Regions from separate parts of the Mus musculus genome. Here region 2 is linked to region 1. Evidence: chromatin loops called from intact Hi-C (ENCODE). Cell type or tissue: heart. All regions are shown on one strand. Each heading gives the region's core, and the rest is flanking DNA. Links, peaks and the distances in the headings are about the cores only. Region 1 overlaps Ywhab (tyrosine 3-monooxygenase/tryptophan 5-monooxygenase activation protein, beta polypeptide). Region 2 overlaps Tomm34 (translocase of outer mitochondrial membrane 34).

Region 1 (4,392 bases), core at 215-4,214:
GCTCGCTAAGACAGGCGCTCTCAGGCGGTTCATGCAAGAGTGTTACAGCTCGCTAAGACAGGCACTCTCAGGCGGTTCATGCAAGAGTGTTACAGCTCGCTAAGACAGGCGCTCTCAGGTGGTTCATGCAAGAGTGTTACAGCTCGCTAAGACAGGCACTCTCAGGCGGTTCGTGCCCTCTATTCCCTATGGAGAGGACATCTGGGGTTGGGTGGGATCTAGGGGCAGATGTTTTCTATTGGCTTGGTATGAAATGTTAGGGATGCCTCATCTGCATGTGGAAGGACTTCAGGTATTGTCCCTAAGTGACTGATTTTCACAGTCCTTTCACTGGGGTGTTGAGGTCATGTGTTCCAGGACAGGCACCTGGCTGGGAGTAGGTTTAAATGCCTACCGTCCTCAATTATGAGAATTGCTGGAGGTTCCTGAATCTGCTCTACCTTACCATTTTTTCTGTCTGGTCCACTGTCCCACAGATGGATGGATGGGTGGATACCAGATAGATTAACTGATTGATTGATTTTATGACTGTGTTTTTTAATGCCCTGTTCCTGGTGGTCACAGCTACTCTGCTGAGGGAGATGCTGTTGTCTGCATTTGTGAACTGAAAATCTTTAGTTTAATGGGATCTTTTCTGTGTGGTGGCAGATTGTGCTTTGACACATGGTGCTGTTGCCTTTCTGTGTTCTTTGTTCTCCCAGTCGTGCCTGTTCAGAAACTTAACAGATGCATATTTGAGCAGTTTGTGGCATTATGTCTGAATCCTTCCTTTGAGAGTAATGTGTGGGAAACTAAGTGGTAGAGCTTTCTCCACTACCATAGACCAGCGTAAAGAAGCCCTAGACTTAGGGTGCAGGTTTGTGTGGATTCAGAGTCCTGGATTGCAGATAGCTCTAGGCAGGTGGATACAGTTTACATAGGCATGAAGTGAAATATCCAGGAGAATATTGTAGATGAAGAGACCTGCATGTTTGAGTGAGGTATGAACAGGGCATGTGGGAATGTGTACCTAAGAACCTCACAGGCTGAAGGACTTTGAAAGCAACCCAGTAGGGTTTCTTAAGTGATACGCTAGTCCAAGGGGACCCTTGAGGTTATTGGGTATGGCTAACGTGGCAGTGAGTCTGTGGGGTACGGGAGTCTGTGGGGTCTGAGGAGTAGGAGCTTAGGATTCTTGAGGAAGGAGAAAATACTGCCAAGTTTGGAGGGTAGGGCCCGGATCTGTTTTACCATCTCATTTAGGAGCTCTTTGTGCATACCAGGCAATGTGCAGGAGACTGGGAGAGACTGGAAATAGAATACAAAATTTGGTTGATTCATTATAACCTTAGAAACAGAACAAAACAAAGTCCAGGGCTGTTACACAATGCTAGAGTGTAATATACATGAGGCTCTGAGTTCGAAGCCAGCCTGGATTACAGACTGAGTTCCAGGACAGCCGTGGCTATACAGAGAACCCTGTATAGAGAAAAAGAAGAAGAAGAAGAAAAAGAAAGATACCACAACCAAAGGCAAGCTAAATGAACAGTTTTAAATATCCGAAATATTGTGGTTTCAAAAGGTGGCACTAGTCACATTTTCTAGTGAATAGCCACATGTAGCTGGTGGCTGTGGTGTAGGGATCATGTGAGGAAGAGCTATTGCCTAGTGAGTGAGTCAAGACAGAAAGTGGATTTGTATGCAGACAGCCATTTTTACAGCAGCACGTGTGAGAGGGTTTGGTGTTTGTTGCTGTTCTCATGATCTAGGAAGACGCCATGGAAACAATCAGAGGATGGTTTTGATAGTTGAGACGTGAGGTAGCTCAAGATGGTGACCTGAAGTGCAGGTTGGGTGTTAGGTAGGCGAAGAAAGAGGGACTGTTTCATTTTTCCTTGTCTGTGCCTTCCTCCAAACTAGTAGATGTTGTGTAACCCATTTCCTGTTGAAATTGGCCCGGCTGCTCCAAATCCATGCTATGTAAGTCTTGAGTTATGTAAGTAAGCATCAGGGCCTTTAGTTAGTGTTTTCTTGTGTGTGTGTGTGTGTGTGTGTGTGTGTGTGTGTGTGTGTCTGCGCACAATTGAAAGTTTTAGAAAATACCCGTTTTCTTTTTAAAGACATACATTTATGTCTGCAGTAACATGATGGTTTTTAATCTTCAAGAACTCTGACAGTGTCAAAGAATCTTAAAATAGTTATTTTGGATTTGTTTATTTATTTTGATTTTTTTGAGACAGGGTTTCTCTGTGTAGCTCTGGCTGACCTGGAGCTTACTCTAGACCAGGCTGGCCTTGGAACTCACAGAGATCCACCTGCCTCTGCCTCCCAAGTGCTGGGATGGATTTATTTCTTTTTATGTATATAGGGGTGTGTGTGTGTGTGTGTGTGTGTGTGTGTATGTATGCATGCATGTGTATGATTATGTGTATGCATGCGTGTGAGTGAGTGTGTGTGTACGTGTGTGTACGCGCGAACGTGTATGCTTGTTGCTCACAGAAGCCAAAAGAGGGCATTGCATCATTGAAGCTAGAATTCTGGGTGGTTGTAAGCTGCTACAAGCATGAAGGGATTTGAACCCAAGTCCTCTTGAAAGAGCAGCTCTTCCCTGCTGAGTCAACTCTCCAGCCCCTGGCACTTCTCTTTGATGCTGCATGTCTAGTGTGGCATAGTCCCTCAGGAACTTGTTCTGTAGAAAGTCACCATTGGTGGGCTGCGCATAAGAATGCATGGACTTGTAGGTGACAGCTCTAAGAGAAAGGCCTAGGGTTTTCACTGGTTTTTGCCTGGGAGAACTGTCATTTCTGCTGACATTTCTTCTAGCCAGAATGCTTGCTGTTTGACTCTTAGCTGCTGTGGGATGCTGTGAAGTAGACAGTGAGAAGGGTCTTCTGTATTGGCAGGGTGTAGAGCTAAGGTTACTTTAAAAAAGAAAAAGCATCATGTATGTATTGTTATGTGTACTGTATTATATGTCCACACATTTATCTGTGTACCACATACACTCTGCAGCCAGAAGTGGGGTGAAAGTGGTCAGACCCCCTGGAACCAGCGCTATGAACTGCCCTGTAGGTTTTTGGAATTAAATGCAGGTCCTTTGGATTAGCGGGCAGCATAAACTTCAAAAAAAGTTATTAGGTGGCTGTCAACATGGCTTAGCAAGAAAAGGAGATTGGAGCCAAACTTGATGACCCAAGTTCAATCCCTGGAACCCACGTGGTGCAGGGAGAGAGCCAGCTCCCACAGTTATCCTCCTTTCCCCACACGTGTCCATGCATGCACTCTCCCATGGGCGTGTACACACAAATGAATGTTTAAAATACACAGAAAGTGTTTTAAAAGCACTTTCTGTGTATTGGGGAGGGGGATAGGATAGTGGAACAAAGAAGCTCTAGAAGAAGCAGGCAAGTTTAAAGGCCTTGTATTAAATAATAAAGCGTGAAAACTTCTATATAACGTTTAAAGCTGTAGGCCTTTTGCTGAGGCAGTCTCCAGCAGCCCATCTAACTTAGCCTGACTTCCAGCCTGCCCCAGCCAGGTGACTAGCGGTTTACCTCTCTGCTCTGCTCTGCTCTGCTCTGTCAGTGTCCTTTCCCTGCTGCCTTCAGCTCCTTCAGCCTGTCTCCCCTGCGGCACTCTCTCTGCCCAGAAGGTCCACCCTTGTACTTCCTGCCCCAGTGGTGAGACAACTCCAGATCGCCTCTTTGGTTGCCTAAGCCATTGAGGGTTGTTACAAATAGGAAGCTGGTGATGAGCTGTAGCAATGACAATACCAAAATTCTGCCATCACCAGAATTAACAATTTAAAATACATACCTTAATACAATATGGAAAAGGTCACTCCAACAGTCTTGACTTCCACTGTGTTCTACATGCTGGGCTCTTCTGGGTTCATTGTTTTCTTTCTTTTAATCTTCATGTTTTCTAAGAAGGTAGAAGGGTTTTTGGGATATGCCTACCATGTAGGATGGTTGATAACAGCTGACCAAAATGAGTTTTAAAGCCTTGGCCCAGTCTTGGCTCTGTAGACATTCAGTATATGATTCACATTCTTGATTGCATTGTAAGAGTGTTGGAAACCTGACATTTGCGTTCTCTGTGCTCTTGCTGTTGTAGAAAATGACCATGGATAAGAGTGAGCTGGTACAGAAAGCCAAACTGGCTGAGCAGGCTGAGCGCTATGATGACATGGCTGCAGCTATGAAGGCCGTAACAGAGCAGGGACACGAACTCTCCAATGAAGAGAGGAATCTACTCTCTGTTGCCTACAAGAACGTGGTAGGTGCCCGCCGCTCTTCCTGGCGTGTCATCTCCAGCATCGAACAGAAAACCGAGAGGAATGAGAAGAAGCAGCAGATGGGCAAAGAGTACCGTGAGAAGATCGAGGCGGAGCTGCAGGACATCTGCAACGAT
Region 2 (4,392 bases), core at 215-4,214, 58 kb after region 1:
TCAGTTTCATGTGTCTATGTGTCCACACTGTGGCCCAGCAGAAGTAATAAACAAGCCTAGGATTGAGTCTGCATTCTATCCATGCTACCACTAGCCATGGGACCCCAGGCAGGCACTTCATCATCCCGGTCGTTGTCACCTGGGTTCTGTCCTGGGAAGAAGGGTAAACTTACCACCACAGTGAACACCCTGTGAAAGAGAAAAGAAGGCAGCACAGGCTCCACGAGCATGCCTCTCTCCTTACTCATTCCATGCATGTACAGCAACATCAGACATAGGGTTAGCCACAGATGTATGCTAGCTTAGCCAAGATGAAAAAAGGCTAGCCCGGGGGGTGGGGGGGCTGGCTCAGCAGTTAAGAGCACTGACTGCTCATCCAAAGGTCCTGAGTTCAAATCCCAGCAACCACATGGTGGCTCACAACCATCTGTAATGAGACCTGATGCCCTTTTCTGGAGTATCTGAAGACAGCTACAGTGTACTTATATATAAAATGATAAATGAATCTTTAAAAAAAAGAAAAAAAAAGGCTAGCAGGAAGAACGAGACAGGAGAAACCATTCAGTGCTCTGTACACCTGATTACTGACAGACTGTCCTTTCTTCCTTCCTCTTCGCCCCCATCCCCTTTTTTTGAGATAGGGCCTCACTATGTAGCCCTGGCTGGTGTAGAATTCATGATACAGAACAGACTAGCCTTCATCTCACAAGGATCTGCCTGCCTCTGCCTACTGGACACTGGGATTAAAGATGCCTCAGCCAGGCGTAGTGGTGCAAGCCTTTAATCCCAGCACTTGAGAGGCAGAGGCAGGTGGATTTCTGAGTTCGAGGCCAGCCTGGTCTACAAAGTGAGCTCCAGGACAGCCAGAGCTACAGAGAAACCTTGTCTCAAAAAAACCAAAAAAAAAAAAAAAAAAAAAAAGAAAGATGTGCCTCACCCTCTCTTTGCTTCTTAGACTACCTGTTAGCATCTATTATCCCCCTTTCTTCTTTCCTTTATTCTTACTTCTCACACCATCATCCCAGGAAACCACCCGAGCATGTCAGTCACTGTGACTGCGTCTCACCTCATGTGCCAAGTCACAGAGATGTTATAGTCTACTTCTAACTTCCCATCATACACCATTAAAGAAGCAGTGAGCCCAAATTCCAAAGACAAGGAGTCTGTCATTCTAAGTGGCCTATCTGTAAAAAGAGAGAAGGCGGGATTCTCCCGAGGAGAAACCTGGCTTGCTCTTCAGTAACCTTCAGGTATTCCAGAGGCTCCCTGGGCCACTTACGAAGTGCAATCTTTGATGCAATCTGTGCAGTTCCCATCCTTCAAGTAGCACGCTGCACGGTTGGAGTACAGAACACTTTCTTCTTCGGGGTCTGCAGAACCTGCCCAGATGGAGGCAGGAAGAGCAAGATCATGAGTTGGGAAATAGATGTCAGAGGGCGTAGAGATGCACTTCATATTTGGAGCTTTCTAGGATTTGGGAAAAGGCAGCAGAGTCTTGTAGCCTAACCAGGCTTATATATCATATAGGATAACACATTTACCATTCCTATCACCACAGTGGGGAAGTCTAGATTTCTGCCATTCACAGGAAACTAAGCATCCATCATCACTTATTTTAGCACTGAACTTGGTACCAGATAAAAATATAAGCATAAGGCAGCTGGTTTCTGCCCGAGAGAAAACCCTGTTGTAATTACTTGGTTGCGTGGCTAACTTATTACAGAAAGCACAGGGACTCAATAGAGAAAGGAAAAGGACGATAATAAATGCCTCAACGAGGGGGTAACTCAGAGTCGGAGGGAAATGCAAGCAAGCTAGAGAGCAAGAGTTAAGTCAGAAAAGCCTTTACCAGAAAAATATAACCGAGCCAGGTCTGCCAGGACTACGGGCACCTCAATAGAGAAATGTGAACAACCCCATAATGTTTCTCATTAGTCACTTCTCTAAAGTCAATGATCTTACCCAGGCACAGAAGCTTAGACCTCTCACTGTGACTATAATCACTTTCATTTCTTAAAATTTACTCCTGTGTGTGCGTGCGTGCGTGCGCTTGTGCTCCTGCATGCAAGCTCACATGCAGAAGGAGGAATGCGTATGGAGGTAAGATGACAGCTTGAGCCGGGCGTGATGGCGCAGGCCTTTAATCCCAGCACTTGGGAGGCAGAGGCAGGTGGATTTCTGAGTTCGAGGCCAGCCTGGTCTACAGAGTGAGTTCCAGCACAGCCAGGGCTACACAGAGAAACCCTGTCTCGAAAAACCAAAAAAAAAAAAAAGAAGAAGACGACAGCTTGAGGGAGTCAGTTCTCTCCTCCTCCCACGCGGGACCTAGGAACTCAGCAAGAGCCTTTGCCTGCTGAGACCCCTGATTTTCACTTTTTGGAGAATTTCATTAACTGTATTCTGATCGTATTAATTCCTCCTCTAACTTCCCCTAGGCTCACTTCTGCCTCCACACTCTCCAACTCTGCACTTTCCTTTAACCCCTGTTTTCATTTTAAAGATACTGTCAACTACATTTTACTCACTAGCATGGGTCCTAAAATACCACAAGACAGCAAACACAGAACATAAGAAAACAGTGTGGACCAAGTAACTCCTAGGTATATAGACCAAAGGTCTTCCTGAAATATTTGATTTAGACATTATTTTCATAGCTTATGCTTGATATGACATTCAGCATCCACCATTTTATCAAAATCAGTTGTTCCCACCTCCACCCACCTTTGAGTGAGGTCCCACTACCTTTTCCAGGTTGCCCTTGAACTAGCAATTTTCCTGCCTCAGTCTCCCAAAGTACTGGAGCTACAAGACTTCATGTCATCATAGTTTCTCCCCCTACCCATCCCCCTACCTCCTTTAAAAACAAAAAACCAAACAAACAACAAAACTTAAAACAAATTGCTGGTATGGTGGCACATCTTTAGCCTCAGCAGTCCCGAGGTAGGGGCAGGCAGAGTTCCATCGTCTGTGCAGAAGGCTAGCCTTGACCTCTGACAACATTCCTGCTTCAGCCTCCTGAGTGCTGGGATAACAAGTAGACACCTCCACACCCTTTCCTAGGGAGCAAGGTTTCACTGTGTAGCCCTAAGGGGCCTGGAAGCCACTCCATACATCAGGCTGGCCTCAATTTTGCTTTTGAAATGGCTAAAACTCCATCCATACTCATTTTTGTCCCTGGAGGCCAGCACAATGCTCACAAGCCCGGCCCACTTTAGTGCGTATCATTAACGCATAAGGAACTGGACCACTAAAGTGTTTCCCAAGGGGCATCACACAGCCTATCCTTTTGCACTTGCTTCAGGAAGTAGGATACCATGTTGACACTTGATATCCTTCATTCAATACTAACAATGAATAATAAACACAATAAATTTATACTTCTTTCATTCTTCTCTTGGGCCAGAAAATACAGAGGTAAGTTGAATAGTCCTTGCCAGTACTGAAAGGTTCTAGTTAATGGTCCTACAAAATCCACTCAACTCTTCTGAGTACTTGAGTGCATGTATATTTGAAGGTTTCGAGTCTCAGACTTGCTACAAGGCTTCCCTGTGCTCCTTAGAGCAGAGAAATCCGATCTGAGAAGCCAAGAGAATTACCTACATAATCACACTGAAATTTCCGTAGTAGGGACAGAAATAAAATCTGGCAAATTTAAACAGCAGGGCTGTTTAATTATAGTGGTCTCAGAATAAATCCACACAAAAGCATAGCTTCTGGCCTTTTACTCAGGGAAGGGGGCTGAGAGGGAAACAGCCACCTTAGTGTCCCCAGCAACTTCAAGATGTGGGACTGACATAGTGGGAGCAGCCTAAGAGGGTTTCCAGAGAAAACAACAGGATGTGTGTGTGTGTGTGTGTGTACCCATGCATAGCTTCAACCCATAAAAGGTCTAAAAAGGAGGATTTATGAATTAGTCTAGGTAATGATTAAAAATTTGGACTCAGGGGGCTGGAGAGATGGTTTAGGGGTTTAAAGCATACACTGATCTTGCAGAAGGCCAGAGTGTAGCTTCCAGCACCCACGTGAGGCAGTGCACAACACCTGTAACTCCAGCTCCACGGGGATGCCACCTCTGGCACATTAACCCCACCCCATGACCACAAATAAAACCAGATTCAGAAATCAGATGACTATATTCAAATTCTGGGTCTAACAATCTGCACTGTGTCATCCTAGGAAGGCAATGAATTCTTTGGGATTCCTCATCTACAGGTTGATCTGGTCATAGTGAAGATAAACAAAGATAACATCCAGCACAGAAAACCACGCAACAAACACTGGTCAAGAAAATGAGAATGGGGCTGGTGAGATGGCTCAGCGGGTAAGAGCACTGACTGCTCTTCCAGAGGTTATGAGTTCAAATCCCAGCAACCACATGGTGGCTCACAACCA

What was found. A loop is a pair of places that touch in the nucleus more often than their neighbours do. Peaks named below come from ENCODE experiments on the same cell type or tissue, not always from the same donor. Only the 100,000 strongest peaks of a DNase experiment are listed, where the experiment ranks them.
Region 2: a loop joins it to region 1, with 2.1 times the contacts of the local background. A loop is called at or near these places in 3 of 42 quality-filtered maps.

Annotation. Positions count from the first base shown.
Region 1 is chr2:164,007,507-164,011,898 of GRCm38, forward strand. Ywhab (tyrosine 3-monooxygenase/tryptophan 5-monooxygenase activation protein, beta polypeptide) reads left to right here. Exons shown (of 6, transcript NM_018753.6): 2 at 4,096-4,392. The coding sequence starts at 4,099. Among named protein-coding and RNA genes, the nearest start is that of Ywhab, 15 kb to the left of the region's middle. In heart, for the core only: no CTCF peak of the experiment used is centred there; DNase peaks (open chromatin) are centred at 1,925 and 3,205.
Region 2 is chr2:164,065,291-164,069,682 of GRCm38, forward strand. Tomm34 (translocase of outer mitochondrial membrane 34) reads right to left here. Exons shown (of 7, transcript NM_001291155.1): 2 at 1,280-1,379. Among named protein-coding and RNA genes, the nearest start is that of Tomm34, 3.7 kb to the right of the region's middle. In heart, for the core only: no CTCF peak of the experiment used is centred there; no DNase peak of the experiment used is centred there.